Regions from separate parts of the Homo sapiens genome. Here region 1 is linked to region 2. Evidence: read pairs that join two places in POLR2A ChIA-PET (ENCODE). Cell type or tissue: MCF 10A. All regions are shown on one strand. Links, peaks and the distances in the headings refer to the core of each region. The heading gives the core; the rest is flanking DNA. Region 1 holds the start of LOC124901056 (a long non-coding RNA gene). Region 2 has its middle 75 kb from the start of ALDH7A1.

Region 1 (12,350 bases), core at 2,365-10,364, 150 kb before region 2:
TACAAACTATTATATAATAGTATATGAGCCTTTCACTTTACCTGTCTTTAATTTCATGCTTTCTAAATAACTTAAGATTTTGTTGACAATCATCATTATTAGTGTTCTTTGTTATTGCCATTATTACAAACAGGTGAAGTAAACAACTACCTAGAAAATTATGATTTCAGGATTATCAGGAAGAATTAAGGAAAAGTACCAAAAGTCCTGGCCTTGGACTTATGTAGACATACATAAAAAAGAATAAAAACACAAGATCTTCAAAAGGAACAGAGATACTCAAAGTCATTAATTCTGAATACATTTCTATGTATATTGTTTAAAATAGTTACCAAGAAATAAACACTAACATTTATGGTTAATTAATTTTCAACAAAATGGGCAAGATAATCCAATGGGAAAAGAATAGCCTTTTCAACAATAGTGCCAGGACAATATTCTAAAGAATGAAATTGGACCCCTACCTTACAACATACACAAATATTAACTCAAAGTAGATCACAGACCTTATATAAGAGCTAAAACTATAAAAATCTTAATAAACATACGAGTAAATAATCATTGGGTTGGGCAATTATTTCTTAGGCCCAACACCAAAATCGCAAGTGATAAAAGAGAAAATTGATAACCTGGACTCTACCAAAATGGAAAACTTTCTTTGGTGCTTCAAAGGACACCATGAAGAAAGTGCAGAGACATCCTATGAAATGATAGAAAATATTTACAAATCATATATTTTAAGGAACTTGTAGCCACAATATATAAAGCATACGAGTCAATAATAAAAAGACAAATAACCCAATTTTAAAACGGGGCAAAGGATTTGAATGGATTTTTCTCCAAAGAGAATACACAAATGGCCAATAAGGACATGCAAAGATGCTCAGCATCATTAGTCATTAGGAAAATGCAAATCAAGACCACAATGCAACGCCACTTCATACCCACTCGAATGGCTATATCAAAAACAAAAAAAAAAGAAGTGTTGGCAAGCATGTGGAGAAACTGGAACTCTCATCCACTGCTGGTCAGAAATGTAAAATGTTACGACCATTTTGGAAAAAAAGTTTGTCAGTTCCTCAAAAAGTTAAATATAGCAATTTCATTCCTAGGTATATAATCAAGGGAATTGAAAACATGTGTTTGCATAAAAACTTGTACACAAATATCCATAATAGCATTATTTTTAATAGCCAAAAAGTAGAAACAATCCAAGTCTCCATCAACTAAATAATGGATAAATACAATGTGGTATATCCATACAATAGAATATTTTTGGTCACAAAATGAGATGAACTTTGAAAACATTGTAGGTGAAAGAAGACAGTCACAAAAGATCACAGATAGTATGATCCCATCTATATATGAAATGTCCAGAATAGGTACTTTTTCTATATATACAGATGAGATATGAATGTCTCATCTCTAAAGAGAGAAAGTAAATTAGTAGGTTAGTGGTTGCTTAGGGCAGAATGGAAGAGGAAAATAGGGAGGATGGGCAGGGACTGCTCTTGGGTACAAGGTTTCTTTTGAGTCATGAAAATGTTCTAAAATTAGATGGTGGTGATGGTTGCACAATTCTGTAAATGTACTAAAGCCACTGAATTGTACACTTCGAACAAGTGAACTTTGTATTATGTAAATTATATCTTAATAAGGCTTTAAAAAAACTCTAAAGTGATAGTTACTTTAAATAAGACCTTATGATTTTATTATAAGTATTGATCAAAATAAATATAAAATTTGCTAAATCCTTATTATGTTCAAGGCAATATTTAAAGTCTTTACAAATACTAGCTATTGTACTTTCTTAACAAACCTATTTGGTAGGTACTATTATTCCCATTTTACAGATTAGGAAACTAAAATATAGAGATTTTCAAATTCCCCAGCTATTAAGTAGCACAGTAAGAATACAAACAGAAAGAGTCTGCATTTTTTAAACAAAGTATGTACTGAGTCTGGATCTAATTGCAAACTATGGGGAGGAAATTCCTGAAATTCAGAAAATTGTGGAAATTTTGAAATATTATAATTAATGATGGAACCTAACACAGCTAATGCCTCAGAGTAAATATCTATCTAATTACTTCACACAATAGCAGTGGAAAATGAAAGTGTAGGTTGTAGGATCGCTTCCCGCTCTTGTCCCGTACAAAGACAACATTTAACACAGATGGTCTGTTGCTGGTACGTTTTCATTCTCTCAAGAGTCACAACAGGGAGGAATTCTACAAAGCAGCATGATGTGAAGAGGATCTAGATTACCAGGTCAGGAGTGGAACATGAATCAGGAGGCAGCCCTAGCTCTGCCACCAACTATTCAAGTGACCTATCCCCACTAGTGATAGATCTATAACAGGAAGTATTTTAAGTACATGCATTCTAAGGTTCCTATTGGCTCTAAAACCTCTCCCTCTATATCCTCTATCATCTAGTTTCTAGACTAATCTCAAAAACATCTTGGCCAGTGGTATGTTCATTCCCAAACAAATCTTTCTGAGATGTTTCATAGAATTCTCCAAACATGTCTTTGATTCTGTTTCCACTACTCTGGCCCCTGGTGCTCCAGGTGTGGGAGGGAACAGAGAAGATGTGTCGGTTTCTCACTTTGAAGGGTAAGGCCTCTTGAAAATAATGACTGTATTTAGTGAATATTGGATATACTTTCAGAATTACCAAATGATTTTGATAATCCTTTAGAGTAAAACATAATTTTGATGATGATAAAATGTTCATTGTGATTATCTCTGGTGGCTGAGGATTACAGATGATATTTTTCTTCTTTATATTTTATTTTCAAAATGTTTGTAATGAGTATACATTTTGTTTTGTAAACTAAAAAAGCAGTATATTTTAAAAACCTTAGTGGCACAAAGTTGTGAATGTAGTTCATGCCACTGAACTATATACTTTAAACTGACTAAAATAGTAAATTTATGTTATGTATCCCTTAGGCCAGTAAAATTAATACAAAAAATAACCTTATGGGGGACGCTAATAATCATACTATCTTCAGAAGTATTTCTCTGAAAATAATTATCAATTTGCATAAAATCAAACAAAGGCAGAATATGCAATAACCACTATGCAATTTGACAGATAATAATGCTATTGAAATCAAGAATGCTGCTTTTTAAAATCTGGTAACTCTGAGGTCAAATGTGTATGTTTTATCAAACACCCAAATGTGAATGTTTAAATGTTTACAGCGGTGTAAGGGAGTCAGCTCATGCTTGCTCAACTGTCAGTTCATTACAGGCTCAATTCCCAAAGTCACGTTCAGTGTATCATGTCAGCAGCTTGAAATCAGCTGTGGTAGGAGTATTTACGCTGTGGAAATTGGCCAGTGCTACAAATCAGAGCTTTTTTTTTTTTTTCCTGGAAAACCGGTTTACCAATGCATCACTGTTTAAATAATAAACATATCAATCAACAGAAAGTTCTGCAAACAAAATTTTTAAAATCAACTATCTCAAATCATTTTATAAATTTAAGCAAATATAGTTAAAAGCACTAAAAAGACTTACCCAAGCTGGTGGATAAACTAGAATAGGAACTTGGGTTTTCAAATTTCTTACCTTTATATCTTAAAGCCCCAAATGCACACAAAAAAAGAAAGATTATCTAAAGTCCAATCTTGCCATGTCTACTTACATGTTTACTGAAGCTGCAAGATCAACTTTCTAATCTTCTGGGGGCAAACTCCCTCTAAAGTCATGAGCTGTGGCAGATAGTAATAGTTCTCTGACAAGGGGATAACATATATCCTTTCTCTGCATCCTCTCAAAGGGTTCACAACTTTGGGAGAGAAATCAACCCCCTCCCCTCTTTATCATAAAAACCGTAGAATAAAGAAGTTTGAAGGAGAGAGGAAGGGACTTAAGATATGCTTTAGCCCATGAATTAGACTGGAATATTCCAAGCTGCTTGGCAAGGTCATTATCACCAGTGTCAACACTCCATGGGCCTAGACTGTCAATGCTTGCCCTCCCTCTAGGATTAGGTCTTCCACAAACCACGTGCAAACACACAGCTGTTGTCCCATTGAGTAAAGCAAATCATATCTTTCACTTATATCATATGACTCCACTCAACATGAGTGAAAGTATGACCAACTCAAAGATCCTAATCTTCATTGTCATTACCATCAGTAGTATTTTCTGAATGCTTACTATGTACAGGCTTCATACTTGAAGTTTACACATATTATATCAAGTCCTCCAAACAATTTTTTGAGATAGATATTATTGTTATTCCCATTTTTACAAAAGCTCAGAGTAGTTAAATCCCTTTCTAAAGTAACAAAGCAATGAAATAATCAAGCCACCCTTTTCCAGGCAACCTGACCCCTAAACTAACACTCTAAACCATGAAATCAAACAGCCAACCACAGGAATGTGGATATATTTAATTTACACCCACACACCGGTTTTCCATACATGGTTATTCCATGTATGGAAATATGGTGACAACTGAAATTCAAGGTGATTTTACCAGACCAAGGCTTTTTTTTTTTTTTTTTTTTCTTTTTGAGATGGAGTCTCGCTCTGTTACCCAAGCTGGAGTGCAGTGGCGCGATCTCGGCTCACAAAAACCTCCGCCTTCCGGATCCAAGCGATTCTTGTGCCTCAGCCTCCAGAGTAGCTGGGATTACAGGCCACGCACCACCACACCTGGCTAATTTTTGTATTTTTAGTAGAGACGGTGGTTTCACCATGTTGGCCAGGCTGGTCTCGAACTCTTTATCTCAGGTGATCCACCCACTTCGGCCTCACAAAGTGCTGGGATTACAGGCGTGAGGCACCACACCCGGCCCAGACCAAGGCTTTTTTTATCCAAATCACAGTACTATGTGCTTAGAGTATACAAGCTAATTGTATTAATAATAGCCTAAACACAGCATAATTTATCAAATAAATCTTAAGGCACAAATATTTCTAACTTCGCTTATTTGTAGAGAAAATCTCGTTTATTTCTAAGTGTAAATTTATATTCCATGGCTCTGGAAAACTCCATTTTGAAGCTCTGTTAATCTGGTGGTTCTGGTTTGATCTTATGTCTCAATATCCAAATCCTACACCTGTAAAAACTGGAGGAGGAGGAGGAGGAGGAGGAGGAGGAGGAGGAGGAAGTAGAGGAAAAGGAGGGAGAGGAGGAAAAGGGGAATATACAGGCATGAATTCCGCACCTCCCATCCATCGAGCCTAGCATCAGTAGGCATATTAGTTTCTTATTTATGGAATCCAGAATGCTCGGATATAATAACCAAAGATTATTATCATCATTGCACAAGACTACATTCTTTGAATTATGGACCTTGTTTCATTGAAGAAAGAAAAAACTCTTATGGCCAAACTTTAATTTGTAGGGCTTAAGCAAAGAAAACTAGAGCTTCAGAAGATTTTCTTTTCTTTTCTTTTCTTTTTTTGATTTGGATTCTCACTCTGTCGCCCAGGCTGGACTGCAGTGGCGCCATCTCGGCTCACTGCGAGCTCCACCTTCCCGGTTCACGCCATTCTCCTGCCTCAGCCTCCTGAGTAGCTGGGACTACAGGCTCCCGCCACCACGCCCGGCTAATTGTTTGTATTTTTAGTAGAGACGGGGTTTCACCGTGTTAGCCAAGATGGTTTCGATCTCCTGACCTCGTGATCTGCCCGCGTCGGCCTCCCAAAGTGCTGGGATTACAGGCGTGAGCCACCGCGCCCGGCCGAGAAGACTTTCAACATTATTTCTCAATTCCCATGGAAGGATATAAAAGAGTCTCTGTGATTTTTATTTTAGTTGTATTTTATTTATTATATATTATTCATTTTGGCCACTGTGCATGTTCCTTTTATAGTTATATTTACATAAACGTCCTATTCCAGTTGTTTATCTTTGACCACCTGGTCTTTGTTTTAATTTGCACACACACAAATGAAAGCTGTGGCACAGGCTAGGAGGGCTTGGGCAGAGGCCATGTCTAAACAGTCAAAGGGCTCAGGCAGTGGCTGTGGATGGCTGCACAGCAGTCAACTGCCATTAATCTTGAAAATAAAGCTGTCAGAATTCACATTTTCTTTCAATGATCATGTACTATCAAAACCTTATTCCTATTTAAACATAAAGTCCAGCTATAACTACTTGCACATTTTGTCAGCTTTATCACAGGCAGCTCATATCAAGAAGTGAAATTCACCGGGCAAGCCCCAGCTGGCTCCAGCCCTCAGACAGGTTTAGGATGCCTCCTCCCACCAGAATCTGTTGTGTTAAAACTTGAATGCCCTGAGGGAGGCAAAAGCATTCCTTTGTTTACCACTCTCTGCTGGCTTCTGTCCCTCCCCCAGGGTTTTACTTACCTTTCCGGTTCCTAAAGGCCTTTGAGTTTGTGACCCCTGCTCTAGACTTTCAGAAAATCTCACCTTTGACACAATTTCTTATAATAAGGATTAACTCAACATCTTACATAAGAGTTCAGCCAATACTGTTTAACTACGTCAGTATGCTTCCCATAGGCTAGTAAATTGCTGCGTAACTGAAATAACCGTAACACCCGGCTGACTGGAGTAATGGGACCAACTCATCTCATTCTGCTTCCAAAGCATCGTGCATATGGCCATCGAGCTCATCTTTCATCATTTTATTTCCATTACCTACAGGATAAAGCTTGAACTAACCACACTGGCATCAAGGTTCCTTCATAATTCAGCCTCCAGATAAATGTTCACTATTCCTCTACTTCACCAACAAACTCTCCACTCTCCACTCTCACACACATACCTGGTCCATGCCCATTTATTTGTTCATGAGCACTACTCCTTTCCCTTTCTGCCTTCCCCATGACCCCACATTGAAACTCAAACCCCACATTTTCCATTAGACTTTTATAAGTCATACCAGTCTCAATTGATTTGCCTCCTTTTAACTGTAAATGCTCAATAAATACTTGTTGAATGAATGAATGAATGAATGAATGAATGAATGAATTCCAGCATGACCACATGCTTACTATTTAATTATGGCCAAGTGGTTTAACCTTTTAAAGATATAGTTTTTTTAATCTATAAAAATGTAATTTGGGCAACGATTAAATGAGATGTTATATACGAAATTATCTAGTAGAGATGCTATATTGACTCAAAAGATATTAGCTAGTACAGAGAGTCAATAAATATTAGCCTAATTCACTGCCTTTCTATCGCTTTTATTTTTAGTTAACTTTTCAGTTATGTAGACTGTTTTTTCCTAGCTTCATTGTTGAAGCAAGGACCCATTTTTTAAAACTTTTTATATCACTCGCTGCAGCTAGCAAAGAGCTTTGCTAATAAATATATATCAGTTGATTGAGTGAGTACGAGGAAAGCTTATCTATTGAAAAATAAGTTCAAAGACTGTTCACTGACACTGGAATTTCCTCCTTTAGAGACATTTTGTTCTAAGTTAGGAATTGCCCCTGTTTAATCCAAACCTGCATGAGACAGAGAGTAACAGACTACATTTCACTGACCATTAACATCTGTGCCAGTAAGAGTTGTCTTTTGTTTACAAGGAGCAGAAACTCCCATGCAGGTTGTTGCTATTGTATGAGGCATGGTGACTGGTTTAATTCAGCAATTTAATATAACAGCTTATTTAATGTCTCCAACATTTCAACTCAATTTCAGCACAGAGATAAGAGAGGAAAGAGAAATATAGACCGTGCTCTGTCAAGGAAGGACAGGGAGGAAAGCTGGGGGCGGTGCACCTTCAGAACTGTAGCATGAGGGCGCTCAGCAGTACTAAGGTGACCACCTGCCCCAGTTTGCCCAGCACTAAAGATTTCCTGGAATTTAGGGCATTCAGTGCTAAAACCAAGAAAACTCAGCAGGAAAATATTGTCCAAAATAATGTAATATCACTGAAAGACTCACTTCAAAAGTGTTCTTAGGGTCAATACAGCATGTAGAGCAGCACAGACCTGTCCCTGCCAGGTTAGCAGTTGGTTAGAGCAAAATGCTAATGAGGCCAAGGCTAAAGGTTTGCTTTGATTTCCCAGGAAACTTTGCTCTCTTCCACAATCAGAAACTGTGTACTTCTCTTAAGCCAGCCATTCTGCAATGTCACTGACTAATCACAAGGGGAACAAGGAGAGAGAGCATAGCTACTGTGGAACAAATCTTTCACTGGTGCTAGTAACGAGGGTGGAGGGACACTGATGTTTTCCTTGTGCATGAACATTTGTCGCATGAAGAAACTCATTTTCTGAACTTATTTGTTAGTAAAATGCATATCTAGGTAACAATAATGACACATAATTGCAAATCTCTACTGCATATTCTCCTACGTATTTCATTCTAATCCTGTGAAATCAGCATAACAGATATCAAACAGAGCAGAACTGGGATCACCTGCAGTTGCCCAGCCAGCAAGCAAGAGACACATTCGAACTCTCGCTTCCTACTGTTTGTTTGTTTGTATTTGTTGTTACTGTTTGGGTACAAGTCACAGCCTCCTATAACCCAGCAAAATATGCAACCTGAATATTGAGACTCCCTTGACTTTGTGTATATCACTTCCATAAGAACTCCAGAACTCTTCAGGTCCCAAGGACCAAGGAATGCAGCCTTAAAACTGCTGTACATCTGCCAAACATTGGCTGCAACACACACAGTGTGCTGGTCATTTCCTGCGTGAGTACAGGCATAAAGCACATCCACATTGCTCACCCTGTTGGTCAGGCTCAGGTGGTTAGAAAAAGCATCCTGCTTTTAATGTTTAGATGCTGCCAGTCTCTGCACCTCATTGTTTTGTTTTGTTTAGGTGTTTACTTTTCCATGCTTTTCTGACTAAATTCAGATTCAGTGGTGTTCATCTTAGTGAACTAAAAGTTGAATTTCCCAAACACATTTATTTCTTTACAGCAAACATAGGTAGGATGAAAACCGCCCTGTGTCACACTGATATGTTAATCATTAACTGACTTTTAAAAACATAGCCTCAGCTAGATTGAGTCACATGAAGAAAGAGCTTCCTGCAATTCAAGGACTGTACAAAGCTGAAACGCAGAGATTTTCATATTATTTGGGAGACTCAGAAATGAGCTTTTAAGGTTGTTCCTTGACTTGCGGGTCAATAAGCGCACAATGGTGAAGAAAAGGCTGCCTTCTAGTGACACGGTGTTCCGGTTTGAGACTCCGGGCAGCCCAAGGAAGGCCAACGTGGAGGCCTCACGCAGCTCCACAGACAGCCCCAGCTCGGTGTTCCTCAGGTGGGTACAGCCTGGGCCTGGCCATCCACGTCTGTCCCCCTGGTGGCCTCAGCTACCCAACTGGTGACCCTTGGAGAGCTCCTTTTTCATTCCTGGAGGTAGGGATCAGCCATGGGAAGAGAAGGTGCAGCCTAGGCATCCTGACCAGTGGATTCGAAGGGGGTATGTAATAAGGGATGGGCTCTTCTGAGCAAATAGAACTATTATTACTATGAAGGAAAAATAATTTTTAGTGCCTTCTTTAGTACTTTCTTAGTACTGGATAACTGGTCACTATGCAATTCCTCAATTCTTGACTCACTCTCAGGTTCATAAGAAGTGAAAACAAATCGTTGAACCCCAAATCGACTTTGGTATCAAAATTACATGAACTATTATTAAAATAATAATTATTAAAATATTAAGATAATTGCCTTCTTTTTGCCTTTCCAATTTAAATTTAAAATAGTAGCAACTGTTCTCTGGTTCAAGTACTTACTGCATAGTGATTTATAGCAGTTTTGGCCAATTTCAGAACATATTCATTTTAGCTATAAACTCATCAGTATCCAAATCAGCACATTAATATCCACATCAACACCACTCTAATAACTACATATTTTTCATGAAAATTTATTTTTCAAATTCTTTATTCATTTTGTCTCATTATATTTATCTAGCAATTTATAGAATGTAGAAATTTAGTATAAGTGGAAATCACATATTCAAAAGAAAGTTTTTCATCCAACTTTCATGTAAACTTTAACGTAGCATTCATGTAAACTTCTCAGAATAACCCCCACACCCAAACTTTACTTTTTGACAGCACCATATCCAGAAATTCAAGAGTTAAATATGATCGTTGTTTTCTTTTTTAAATGGTTTTAAATCATTTACACAAAAAGTACTTTAAATTATAGCTTTCAAAAATTTAATAGAAAACAAAGAAGTTCTATTTTATTTAATTGCATTCACATATCAGAATGCCAGGTTATGAAAATAAATTAAACACTTTTAAAAAGAAGTTTTAGAGACCAAAAAAGTGAATGTGTGCAAATTGTTTTGTAATATATCTATTTTCAAGTTACTTAATTTTTCTATCCATTATTAAAATGAATCTATCTTACTTGTATTAGTAGTTGAGCAAGGGTATAATTCTGTGATTTAAAATGTAAAACTTAGGCAAACAAAGAGAAAAAATAAAAATAAAATAAAATGTAAAACTCATCCATTATTTCCATATTTTGCTGAGCTTCAAGTGCCTCTTGAATTGCTTTGTCTGTGGAATCCATCTCTTAAGTAGACTGTCATGCAAATTCTTCTTTGGAGCTCAAGCTCTAACCAGGAAAAAAATTAAATTAAATCAAAATGTATCAACAAACAAATAAATATTAAAACAAATACAAAATACATAAAGTATAATTGAAACAAAATAAATGTTTTCATAATTATAGATAAATAGAATAAAAGTAAAATAAAACCCACATCAACTTAAATTCAAGCCTCTTGCAAAAAAAGCTCCAGCCTATGTCACCCGCATATTTGAGTATTCAATATCAAATTTCTATGTTAGCATCTGTAAGTGGTTTTTTTAAATGTGTATTAGAACCGACCTAAAAAAATTTAACATATCTCTAAGTAGGTCAGGCATTGAAGGACTTTTAGTCTAGTTGAAAGATCTATTTAATGTATTGTGTAGAAAATCACTGAAAATAATTTGTGGAAGCATTCAGGCACACATTGGTTAAATCTTTGAGATAAAAAAATAAGACCAGGTAAACACTTTCCTTTACCTTCTAAATAAGTATTGAGAATTTATGTGGCTGTTTTAGTATCACATTATCCTTTCAGTGAACTAGAGCTAATAAAATGTACTTGCAGATCAACAAGCCACTTCAAATAGGCACAGATACAATTTACACAGTGTTTGTATTCAATCACTCAATTCAACAAAAGTTTATTGAGTAATTATTATATGCCAGGCTATGTACAAGGCACAGAGGTTACAATCATGAGTGAGATAGACTTAGTCCCTGCTCTCATGGAGATTTAGTTTAATGTTTAAGACAGGCCAAAAAAATGAATGAATGCATATGTGCATACATAAATACATAATTCAAAAATTAATATGTTTTATAGGAAACAAAGCTGAGGCAGACAGTAAGATAGAGAAAACTACTTTGGATGGGGTGGTAAGTAAAGGACTCTCCAAGGAAGTGATATTTAGGCTGACTTAGAACCAGTCATCATAAGACTGAGAAGGAGCGTGGTTGCCCTGCATAGGGAAGATAGGGAAGAAGTCTAGAGGAAACTGCGAAGAGTGGCACCCATGAAATCAGAGAGATAAACAGATGATAAGGGGGGTTAGAGTTCTATTCTAATTGTGGCAGGAAGCCACTGAGGGTTTAGAATAGAAGAGTGTCATAACGTGACATTCACTTTAAAAGAGCACTCTGGCCTACTTGTGGTTGATTTCCAGTTGTCTGAGCATTCAAGCAATGCTGCATCTTGCCTGTTTCCCCTGGTACATTGTGGAAGGGTGTCTCTAAGGCACATACCTAGAGGAAATGTTCATCATAGATTATGAACATGATTAACTTTTTTTGCCAATGTCATTCTGTGTTCCAAAGTTCTGTGTCATTTGCGCTACCACCAGCAGTTATTCTGCTGTCTCAGCAACACTGGAATTGTCTGATTTTTTTACCTTTTTCAATCTGCAAGGTGTGAAATGGTAACTCAATGTGGGTTTAATATATGTTAAACTAAGAGGAGAAACATCTTTTCAACATGTTTAGTGGTCTTTTTTTGTTTTCTCTTCTATAAAATGCCTACTTATGAATTTATATCCCTTTTGGAGGAAAGAGGTCACTATCGTTTTCTTCTTTTGAGATAGTTTTTTAAAATACTCCAGACGCTGATCTTTTGTTATGTGTTGCAAGTATTTTATTCCAACATATGACTTGTCTGTTTACACTCTCTACTATGTCTGAGTTCTTATTTTAATTTGTTAGTTTATTAATTATTTTCTTTATGATTTGTTTATGACTTAAGAAATCCTTCCATACCCTGAAGTCTTAAGAACATATGTATTTTCTGCTAGAAGTGTGTTTTCCTTTCAAACTAGGATTCTTTCTGTGTTTAG
Region 2 (12,350 bases), core at 1,820-9,819:
ATGCTAAACAAGGGGTGGATTATTCATGAGTTTTCAGGAAAAGGGGTGGGCAATTCCTGGAATTGAGAGTTCCTCCCCTTGTAGACCATATAGGGAAACTTCCTGTCGTTGCCATGGCATTTGTAAAATGTCATGGCACTGGTGGGAGTGTCTTTTAGCATGCTAATGCATTATTTTTAGCATATTATGAGCAGTCAGGATGACCAAAGGTCACTTTCCTCATCATCTTGGTTTTGGTGGGTTTTGGCCAGCCTCTTTATCGCAACCTGTTTTATCAGCAAGGCGTTTGTGACCTGTACTTGTGCCGACCTCCTATCTCACCCAGTGACTAAGAATGCCTAACTTCCTGGGGATGCAGCCCAGCAGGTCTCAGCCTTATTTTACCCAGCCCCTATTCAAGGTGGAGTTGCTCTTGTTCAGACGTCTCTGACATTTTCAATGAAAGTCTTTGAGTTTCTCCGTCAACTTAGCTGGTAGTTACCGTCCCCAACCCTGACTGACCAAAAAGCATCAGGAAGGAATCCACCTGTATGGATGGTCTACAAGGGTTGTATTGTGGGCTTCAATTACATAATCACAATGTGAAAGTCTAAGAGATTTTAGTGCTTACAGACCCAGGAAGGAACATGGCACTCCTGGAGGCCACACGGAAGAAAGCCTTAGGGAGCATAGACAGGAAGAGAGAAGAGAAAACAAAGTGGTGGCAACCAGCAATGTATATAAGGGAATAGGGTGTGGGTCACTTTAACTTGACAGACAAATAAATGGTCCCTTTAAAGGAAGAGGAGGGATCGTGGGGAGCCCAGTCTGCTAGGCAGGAGAGACGCCTCTATGTTCTTATCTCTGGCCACCAGCTTGAGGCATTGGGACATGATATAGAACTGGCAACTGCATCACAGGTGACTGAGCCCTGTCTCGGCACAAGAAAGCCAAACTACATTCGAAATGGATGCGGAGGCAACATAGAATTATAAGCATTCACTACAACATCGTTGACCTTTATCACTCTGGAGGTGTTCTGGAGCTGTTTCAAGAACCAAGAACCAAAGGCTAAATATTTTAATTAAAGATACTCCTATTTCTCTAATCATTTAAGAAATTACAAGGATTATGGGTGCTGGGAGCCAGGTACCATGGACAAAACCTATACATATATTTCATATCTCAGGGATCATGATATACCATCCCAAAATATACTACTTTGGCATAAAAACTATTTTGAGCTAAAAGCATTTGAGCTGCTGAAATCCCTGATCTCCCTAAAAGCATCTCAAAAGAACTCAATCTCAAATCTCCTCCCCTGGGAGCAATTTTAATCTTTTCTGAGATAAGAAGTCCAGACAGAGGCATGATTAGAGGATTGGGACACTTTCACAAGACTATTGTATCTCCCATCTATTCTCCCAAGGGCCCACTTATCTTTCCAAAAAGTCATTTGTTTTTCCCCAAGTGCCCTTTCTCCCCTTCCCTTTTCTCTACTAAGATAGGTATATATAAACCCCCACATCTAACCACTTATATGAGCTTTTTACTTTTTTCTATAAGGCCCTCTGTGCACATAAAATTAACATCAATAAAATCGATATATGTTTTCTCCTGCTAATCTGTCTTTTGTCAGTTTAACTCACAGGCCCCAGCCACTAAATTTAAGAGAATAGAGGAACAGTTTCTTCTTTTTTACAATACTAAGTTTGTGGAAATGTGAACCATTTGTGCCATTAACCTTTTAGAACAACGAGAAGAATTTTGCATTTTCTTTGACTCATACATCTTATGAAAATTTCCAAAAACATAAGAAATAAAAAAGAATTTTGTATTCTTAGGTCAGATCTGGCCAAGCCAAAGAACCTTGATATTCTTGATATTTCCAGAAGTCCTGAAAGAAGGAATATACCAGTGAAGACGATGCTCCCAAACCCAATGACTTTTGTAAGCTGGAAGGCAAATTTTTCAAGTTTGAGAGCATGGATTCTGGAGCCCAAGTCTCTGGATTCATTTTTTTTTTTTTTTTCTGTGACTTACTAATAGTGAGGTTTGACAAAGTTTCCTAAGTTTTTAAGCATTAGTCACATCACCTGCAATGAGAATAATGACTTAAAATTCTGCAGGCTTGTTGGGATAATTGAATGAGATAATAAACACAGTAGAGCACAGTGATGCAGTAACAGTGTTGTTATGTGCCCAGGGCAGCTGCTGCTGGTAGCATCGCTGGAAGAGAGCCAGAACTTCACTTACAATGAACATTATACACATACACATTCCCTCTTTAGGGGGATTTCTTACTTGGTTAAGGATCACTTGTGTTGGAGATGAGCACCTCATAATTGAATGGAATTAACAACAAACCTGCAGTTTCTTCTCATGATCGACAAATTATATGAACATTATGTTATTCATACAAATGGTAACAAGAACTTGTTACAAAGCCTTGTTTATACAACCCCACCTTCAGGGCACACAAAAATCTGGTAAAAAAAAAAAAAGTCCAGACACAAATTTGTATTAACATTTTACAGATGAAGAAGATAAATTCCAAAAAGCTAAATGACTTTCCCAAGGGACTAAATTGTAGGGGAACACACTTAAATCCAGGTGTTCTGATTCAAAATCCCAGCACCTTCCTACTATATACCTCATGAATGTCCTAAATACAGTGTAATCCTTTGAGGAACCTTATAACTAGTAGAAGAAAATATTAATTCCAAAGACTCCTGAAATTAAAATAATTGTAGATTACATGTTATATTCCATTAACCAGCAAACATCACAAACAAGCTATTACATAGACATTATTGGCACAATACTTCTTTAAATAACTCAGTTTGCTTTTTTTGTTAAGTATATCACAGCTCAAGAATTTAAATTTTGCCTTAGGTTATGCAAAGCCTGCTCTGGGAACTTTGAAATAAGATTGATTTTTATCTTGTTTGGAATGACTTGCCTTTGCTTAAGGGCAAAGCTTTGGACTCAACAGCCTTTCAAAATCAGTTTTTATTCTATGATTCTATGACTTTTAATGACACCTAAAATTGAAATTAGTTGTAAGACCAGCATTTGTGATTACAATTTTGCCACTAATAACTTGCATCAGTATGAAGAACTTTAATCAACATGTTGTAAAACAAAAATAAAATTCTGAGACCCCCCCAACCAACTGAATGGGCTCCTCCTCTCAGCTGAGGGCATTCTCTATTTTTTTTTTTTTTTTTTTTTGAGATGGAGTCTCGCTCTGCCGCCCAAGCTGGAGTGCAGTGGTGCAATCTCGGCTTACTGCAACCTCTACCTCCCAGGTTCAAGCAATTCTCTGCATCAGCCTCCCGAGTAGCTGGGATTACAGGTGCCTGCCACCACACTGGGCTAAATTTTGCATTTTCAGTAGAGACGGGGTTTCACCATCTTGGCCAGGCTGGTCTTGAACTCCTGACCTCATGATCCACCCGCCTCGGCCTCCAAAGTGCTGGGATTACAGGCATGAGCCACCACGCCTGACCTGCTAAGGGCATTCTAAAGTAAACCCTGGGCCCAGTGCTATTAAAAAGAAACAATAATAATCTCAATTATCCCACATTCTGAGCTCAGAAGTCGGTCTGGGCTGGGTGTGGTGGCTCATGCCTGTAATACCAGCACTTTGGGAGGACGAGACAGGTGGATCACCTGAGGTCAGGTGTTCGAGACCAGCCTGGCCAACATAATTATACCCTGTCTCTACTAAAAATACAAAAGTTAGCCAGGTATGATGGCAGGCACCTGTAATCTCAGCTACTTGGGAGGCTGAGGCAGGAGAATCACTTGAACCCAGGAGGCGGAGGTTGCAGTGAGCTGAGATCATGCCACTGCACTCCAGCCTGAGCAACAAGAGCAAAACTCCATCTCGAAAATAAAAAATAAAAAGTAAACCCGAAACGTAGTTCATGCCATGACATGAGTGAGTTGTCTGACATGCCTCATTATGCCCTCCTCCCACTGGAATTCAGGCACAGCTGACTAGTATTAATATTAAGATAGACCTTAACACTGACAAAACAGAGTCTTTGTAGCAATAAGATATCAACATGACAGATAGGCTCTGAAAGAAATCAAAGTATTTTACCCCAAAATATATTTCTTTGACATATTTTGAAATGGTCCTGCAAAGCTGTCTCTTGTGGAGAATATCCACTTTCTGAAGAGAATCCTTTTCCCTTTCTAGGTCTTTTTCCTAATCCAGGACAAAATTAACTAAGAGTCTGGTACCTTTTTAAGCCTGAAAAGAAATAGCTACAATCTATTCTCTCTGAAGCCTGCTACCTGGAAGCTTCATCTACATAATAAGAACCTTGGTCTTCACAGCCCCTTATCTCAACCCAGACACTCCCTTCTATTGATTCCAGGTCTTTAATCAAAAAATCTTTAAATCCACCTGTGACCTAGAAGCCCCCACTTCAAGTTGTCCCACCTCTCTGGACTGAACCAATGTACATCCTACCTGTATTGATTGATGTCTTATGTCTCCCTAAAATGTATAAAACCAAGCTGTAGGCTGGGTGTGGTGGCTCACGCTTGTAATCCCAACACTTTGGGAGGCTGAGGCAGGCAGATCACCTGAGGTCAGGAGTTCGAGACCAGCCTGGCCAACATGGCGGAACGCTGTCTCTATTAAAAATACAAAAATTAGCCAGGTATGGTGATGAGCGCCTGTAATCCCAGCTACTTGAGAGGCTGAGGCAGGAGAATTGTTTGAACCCAGGAGGTGGAGTTTGCAGTGAGCTTAGATTGTGCCACTTCACTCCAGCCTGGGTGGCAGAGCGAGACTCCGTCTCAAAAAACAAACAAAAAAAAAACAAGCTGTAGCCCAGCCACCTTGGGCACATGTTCTCAGGGTCTCCTGGGATTGTGTCGCAGGCCATTGGTCACTCATATTTGGCCCAGAATAAATCTTTTCAAATATTTTGCAGTGTTTGACTCTTTGTTGACAAGGTAAGGCTGCTATTAAGGGGGAAAAAAATTTATCCCAAAGTTAACTGATAAAAATTAATTGATGTCCACATGGTATTTTGAAACAACTGTTTTTCTGGATTTTAGGAAAATGTAAATCAATAATGTATTACTGCTATTGAATTTCTCAAATGCCTCTGGTCCTAACACATAAGAGTCAAACTTCCAGAATCTATTTGAAACACCCAAGGCATTTTGTTTTGAGCTTTAACTTTTTTTTTTTTTTTTTTTTTTTTTAGACAGAGTTTTGCTCTTGTTGTCCGGGCTGGAATGCAATGGCATGATCTCAGCTCACCGCAACCTCCGCCCCGCCTCCCAGGTTCAAGTGATTCTCCTGCCTCAGCCTGCCAAGTAGATAGGATTACAGGCATGTGCCACCACACCTGGCTAATTTTGTATTTTTAGTAGAGACAGGGTTTCTTCATGTTGGTCAGGCTGGTCTTGAACTCCTGACCTCAGGTGATCTGCTCACCTCAGCCTCCCAAAGTACTGGGGTTACAGGTGTGAGCCACCATGCCCGGCCGAGCTTTAACATTTTTAATTCTCCCAGGTAGCCATGAAATTCCTCCTTTGTTCCATTAGTGTCCACCTACTTCTATACAATTTATTCACATCACCTCAAATATCGAGATTTCAACCCTCCAGGATTCTCAAGCAACCAGACTCCTGCAGAACCTGATAGTTAAGGGAAAAAGAAGAAAACATCATTGGTGATAAAGGAACTTGTAAGGCAAAAGTAAATCAAACAACTATAAAGAGAAGTGCCAGAAAGACTAACTAGAAACACAACTTTTGGAGATTTGCCAAAAAAAAAAAGCATTCTGCTTTTCTGATGACCAAGCCTGATTCTTTGTATGAAGGCTACTAAAGCAAAGGAGAAACAAGATCATAAGAGAAAAACAGCAGAAGAGGTAAGAAACAGCTGCTGCCGTGCAGAGGAAAAACACTGACAGGCAGGGAGCCCAGCAGCATTCATTTAGACAGCAGAAAAGAGAACAGAGCTGCTTTCCTGAGGGATCATTCTCACTTCTACCCACCCTGCAAGCACCAACACAAGACCACTCCGTGTGGGGGCTGCCCTGAAGCTGGCACAAGGCCTGGAGGCCAACTAGTCCCACTGACACCTTTGGGAATGATCAGGATCAGAATATGCCACCCCAAAATATGCCACTTTGGCAAAGGATTGTGTTGAGCTGAAGGCAATTGAGAAATAACAGACTGCTGAAAAAGCTCTCTACCCTCCCCCATCTGCCTAAAAGCAGGACATAAATTTCTCTTTGTGAAGGCACTTTTCTCTCCTCTCCCATACCAGGAAAAAGAAACAATTCTTATCACTGGAGATGCACTGGCTTGAATCTGCATAAATAAACCTTGCTGAAATAACCCTTATCTTTCATTACCCATATATTTACCTTCCCACAAGGTACGGTGCCTAGGAGATCCAACTTCTCCACAAATTTATCATCCTTTGTTAAAATGCTATATAAGTCTTTGGTCACCTCTTTGGGGTTTTCATTTAATTTCTGTGAGGCCCCATTATGCATATTAAATAAATCTTTTTCTCCTGTTAATCTGTCTTTTGTTGGTTCAATTTGCAAGACCCCAGACACTAAATCTAGGAGAGTAGAAGACAGAGATTTTTTTCCTTCCCCTCTAGGGGAAAGGCACAACAACCCAAGGAGAGCCATTCAGTACTGATCACATCCTGTGTCTTTGATAGTAACTAAAATTTGTTGAGCACTTATTAAGTGCCAAATCCAGCTCTAATTACTTTATATCTTTTACTCATTTAATTCTACCTAGGGGGTAGGTACAATTATTAGCGCCCACTGTTAGATTAGGTCCTCCAAGAAGCAAATGCCTAGATGAGAATAAAGATGTCTGAATTTTTTTCCAGCTGGAAAATAAGTAAAATGAAAGTATAAATATATTTATAATAAAAAATTATTTGTTCTTTATCTGAAATTCAAATTTCACTGGACATCCTGATGCTTGTTTGTTTCTAAACTGACAACTCTGTCTTAGGAGAAATCCTTGAGTGAGAGAAAATAGGGAAAGAGCTGGCTAGGCTTGGAGAGCCCTCAGGCCATGATGCAGGTCTAATCCCAGTGAGGAGACAGGGAGAGAAGGTAGGGTGGAAACAAGATAAAGCTTTTGTTAGAAAAGCCATCAAGGAGTCCACAAGCCAAAGTGGCAATCAAAGGAGCTCTGTGTGGCCCAGGATTGGGTGTGCCTTAGTATCCTTGATGCACTCAGTTGGCCAGAAGCAGCCAGGCAGGCCCTTCCACACAGTGATAGATTTAGAGCACAGCAGCTGGGGCCCTTAGTCAATTATACTCCCTGTAGTTGAAGATTTGCAAAGCACATTCTAGTGACCACCACACATTCCCATTTTGTAGGTGGTGGAACTGAGTCACAGAGAAATAAAGTAACTTATCAAAAGTCAGGGCTAGTCAATAGCAGAACCAGGATTTGGTGCTTTGGTTCCAGAAGCCTTGCTTCTGACCACTATGCTAAGCTGTGTCCTGTCTAAACCCACATCTTCTGCACCTCCAGAAACTGAAGTTCACAGAAGTGTCCTTAACAAAGGACTGTACAGTGTACAGTGTAGCACTGTATACCAAGTGCTACACTTGGTATACAGTGTGTAAGAAAAGGAAGTCTGCAACGTGTTTACAGATGACCAAAATTAGATCAATTTCCAAGTCTAGTAACTACAAAGCACTCTGAAAAAAATTACATATCCAGACTGACTTCTATTTATTTGTTTATTTAAAGAGACAGGGTCTTTCTCTGTCACCCAGACAGGAATGCAGTGGCTCAATCCTAACTCACTGCACCCTCGAACTTCTCAGCTCAAGCAAAATCCTCCCACCTCAGCTTCTCAAGATAAATCCTCCCACCTCAGCCTCTCAAGCAGCGGGGACTACAGGTGCATGCCACCAGGCCTGGCTAATTTTTTCTTTTTTTCAATTTTTTGTAGAGATGGGAGTTTCTCCATGTTGTCCAAGCTGGTCTTGAACTCTTGGCCTCAAGTGATCCTCCCACTCCAGCCTCCTAAAGTACTGGGATTACAGCCATGAGCCACCACACCTAGCCCAGACTGACTTCTGAGCTCAGAATGTGGGATAATTGAGATTATTATTGTTTCTTTTTAATAGCACAACATCAGTAAACTCTACTATTTCATCAGGTCCCTCCAATCTTATAATACCTGAAATGTATTTTCACCATCTGGAACCAAGGGAGGCCAAAATCAAAATGAGAAACCAGGTAAATAATACTGGGGGTCATTTCTTATTAGGCTGGGAATCATGTCCTAATACCATTAATTTGCTTCCTAAAGATAAACATTCACAGAAAAAGTCTCCTTTTCAGAGAAGGGAATAGAAAATTGAAATTCCTAGGAACAAAAGCTCTGCACAAGGCTGCCCAGGACCTTTCAATAGGCCTCAGAGGCTGGACCAGGTCCTTCTACCACTTGCCTCTGGCCCCAGCTCTTGAGGACAGCATAGGCACTGTTAGCCCCAGCAGCACAGTGACCTTCATCTAATTCTCTCTCAAGCCAGGACCTGCCCAGCTAGCACCCATTGCCCTGGAACCAAAGATATCAGGGACCATTTCAAATCAGTTATCATTTGAATCTCGCACAAAGCAGTTTTAGGGGTCTAAACTTTCAATTGCTTAATAATCTCCTGAGAGTACATGTATTAAAGTGCTTAAGATTCCAAAGGTCAGTAAAAACTCCAAGGATTTTTTTTTTTTTTTAGACTGAGTTTCACTCTTATTGCCCAGGCTAGAGTGCAATGGCGTGATCTCGACTCACCGCAACCTCCGCCTCCCAGGTTCAAGCGATTCTCCTGCCTCAGCCTCCCAAGTAGCTGGGATTACAGGCATGCACCACCACACCCAGCTAATTTTGTATTTTCAGTAGAGACGGGGTTTCTCCATGTTGGTCAGGCTGGTCTCAAACTCCCGACCTCAGGTGATCCGCCCGCCTCGGCCTCCCAAAGTGCTGGGATCACAGGCATGAGCCACCATGCCTGGCCCCAAGGATTTTTTTTTAATGACAACTTTACTCTTGTGCCAGTGAGCATTGTTTCGAAGTTAGTGCAATTAAATAAAATCTCCCGTGCTTTTGGAAGCCATTCTGTGGAGAAAATCTAAGCCCTGACTTCCATCCATTCATTCAAATGCTGTACCCAAGAACACCTATGTTTACTTGCAGCCTCCGTAGATCCTGATTCACATATGGCAGTTTTTCCATCCTCTCTCTGTGCATCAGACTTGCGTAAGTAAAATACATTTCATGTGTCTTTCTCCCTCTACATGTGACAACTATGTTTATTCAAAGAAAATCTATTAAAAGTAATATCTATTTGTATTCTTTTTTTTTTTTTTTTTTTTCCGCTCTGCTACTCAGGCTGGAGGGCTGGAGGACAGTGGAGCCATCTTGGCTCACTGCAACCTCTGCCTCCCGGGTTCAAGCAATTCTCCTGCCTCAGCTTCCGGAGTAGCAGGGATTACAGGTATGCACCACCAGCTAATTTTTGTATTTTTCGTACAGATAAGGTTTCACCATGTTGGCCAGGTTGGTCTCAAACTCCTGACCCCAGGTGATCCACCCGCCTCGGCCTCTCAAAGTGCTGGGATTACAGGGCCGCTGCGCCCAGCCTATTTGCATTCCATTGATTCCTTGTTTTATATTTCAGAAAACCAACTGCCCAGTGTAACAGTCCCAAATCTTCTAAATCTCAGACTGGCCTAATTTTGCAGTGGATAGAAAGGCTGCTACCACCACCGATAACAACAACACACACACACACACACACCACAAACATAGAATGTTCTGGGCTCATGGGACTGCAGCTACAGCCAGCTGTCACATACCAGATCTTAGGTTTTATGGTGAAGTGCATCAAGTGGGGAATTCAAGCTGGGTGCGGATTGAGGTGGTTTTTCCCTCAGATTGGGTGTGTGAGACTCTGGAGGTGTCTGCTCACGCTTAATCGAGCGAAGCTTTTCAGTACACAAATCTGAAAAGAATTTCTCCGAGACCCCTATAAGCCATGGAAAATTACCCATCATGTCTAAAGTGGTCCCTGGCTTGTTCTGTTTATTTGCTCTGTCTTGGGTAAGCCTGTTATCAAGCACCACTGAAAATATGCCAAAGCATTCTTGCTGTACTTGACTCTCAAAACATTAATTTCTCACTTGAGCCTACGAAGTTTGACTTGGCAGGACTGGATATTGTGATTCTCAATGTTAAAACTCTAAAAGCAACTCATGTCTCAGCACTGGGATGTGCTACACTCCCTGTGGTCATTCAGAAATGTCAACTGAAAACAGCGATAGTGACCAAAAAGAGCATATAGTGAGGCAGGAAACAAAGTATCTTCCCCAGATCCCCCTCATCCACCAGCTGCAGGGCAGAGAGGCACATCAACATCAGCGCCTGGAGAAACCAAAGTATCATTCTGGCTAAATACTAAGCTAAGTTATGTCAGATTCTGAAGAAAATAAGAGTAGGTACATAATGTGATTTGTAAGGTGTCATAGTTTAATTAATGACATTAACATTGTGTACAAATTAGATTTTATCTTCTGCCAGGGCTTCAGAAAGAACAGCAGACAAGCCGGTAACAAGAAAGAATCTTTTCCTGCCACAGAAATGTCCATTTCTGGCATTTTTTTTACTCAGTCCCAGGGGAACTGCTTTTAAAGATGCATATATAGAGAAGTGGCAGTTTTTTTTCTGTTTCCAATTTACCTCATGTAGTAGGAATAGAAAGTCTAGTTCTGTCCTACAAAGGCAGTAAGAGAATAGTTAGCAATAAACAGTTATTGTTGGACCAGGTGCGGTGGCTCACGCCTGTAATCCCAGCACTTTGGGAGGCCAAGGCAGGCAGATCACCTGAGGTCAGGAGTCCAGACCAGCTTGGCCAACATGGTGAAACCCGGCCTCTACTAAAAATTAAAAAAAAAAAAAAAAATTAGCCAGGTGTGGTGGTGCATGCCTGTAACCCCAGCTACTCAGGAGGTTGAGGCAGGAGAATTATTTGAAATCAGTAGGCAGAGGTTGCAGTGAGCCAAGATTGCGCCATTGCACGCCAGCCTAGGCAACAGAGGGAGACTCTCTCAAAAAAACAAAACAAAACAAAACCCAGTTATTGTTTATTTAACAGTTTTATCTATAATAGGGTCAGCTGGTAGGGACACTTGACATATCAAAAGGACTAAGTACCCAATATACATGTATTGGCAATTAAGGAAAGTTACAAATCACCAAGTACCTAGAATTATTCCATTTTAAATATTTTTTTTTCTTTAAAATAATAGTAAAGACAAGGTCTCACTATGTTTCCCAGGCTGTTCTTGAACTCCTGAGCTCAAGTGATCCTCCCATCTCAACCTCCCAAAGTTCTAGGATTACAGGTATGAGCCATCATGCTGGGCCTCCATTTTTTTTAATTACATAAATAATTAATTTCCTCATAAGACAGAATTTCAACTCTCTTCCAAAATCTACAAAAGTGTGTGGCAGTGAGACAGCCAAGTAAAAAGTTTCTGCCCCCTGGCAGAAACTTCAACCAGCCTGCACACTGGGAGGATGGGGTGGAGCCTCAGGAAGTTCATGTCATTTGCAGGTGGGAGGAGCCTGGCCTCTCCTGTTCCAGGGTGGAACCCGGGATTCAGTCCGTGAGGCAGGAAGCCAACTAGCAGGACTTCTGCTTTGCTGAGAGTCCCTGTTTCCTGTTTTTTCCCTTTTTTGCCTAATAAATTCAATTTTTCTCAAACCTTCGAAGTGTCTGCAAGCCTAATCTCTCATGGTTGTGTGACAAGAACCCCGTTGTTAGCTGAACTAAGGAGAAAGTCCTACAACAGCAGGGATCCTGCACACACCCACATCCCCTGTTTCACTCCAAGCCAGCCCCACTGGCTTCCTCCTCTTTTTCCTCTTCCTGGGAAGAATATCAAATATGCCAACCTCCTTCCTGCTGTAGAAGAGGAAAGGCTTTTCCTCTACCCCCTTAGGTTCTGAGTCTGGAGATGATAGCTTGAACGGACAAAAAACAGACTAACAGGAGGAAAACTATACACATTTTATTTGATATTAATTAATATTTTTATATAACATGAGAGGCTTCATAGAAAAAAATGAAAATCCAAAGGACCGTTAGACCTAGGGGCTCACATACCATTTTAACAAAGGGCAATAAATTGTGAAGATGTGGCAAGACAAAGGAAAAAAAGGCTTGGGCTAGGGGTAGTGAATTGTGGAAAAGTGACTATAAAATATATAAAGAAACTAATGGAAGATATAAGTTATTTTAGTAAGATTTGTTTTTATAGATTCATCTCAGTATCAACTCTCC

What was found. Peaks named below come from ENCODE experiments on the same cell type or tissue, not always from the same donor. Only the 100,000 strongest peaks of a DNase experiment are listed, where the experiment ranks them.
Region 1: POLR2A ChIA-PET joins it to region 2 with 21 read pairs; 4 of 35 experiments call an interaction of 5 or more read pairs at or near these places.

The regions. Positions count from the first base shown.
Region 1 is chr5:126,362,339-126,374,688 of GRCh38, forward strand. It overlaps LOC124901056 (a long non-coding RNA gene), which reads right to left and starts at 7,960. Exons shown (of 9, transcript XR_007058919.1): 1 at 6,342-7,960. It also overlaps a transcript of GRAMD2B not described here. RefSeq lists enhancers at 5,071-5,812, 5,813-6,553, 8,669-9,193, 9,194-9,717. In MCF 10A, for the core only: a CTCF peak has its summit at 9,238; a DNase peak (open chromatin) is centred at 6,263.
Region 2 is chr5:126,514,166-126,526,515 of GRCh38, forward strand. No RefSeq gene overlaps it. Among named protein-coding and RNA genes, the nearest start is that of ALDH7A1, 75 kb to the right of the region's middle. In MCF 10A, for the core only: no CTCF peak of the experiment used is centred there; DNase peaks (open chromatin) are centred at 2,196 and 5,286.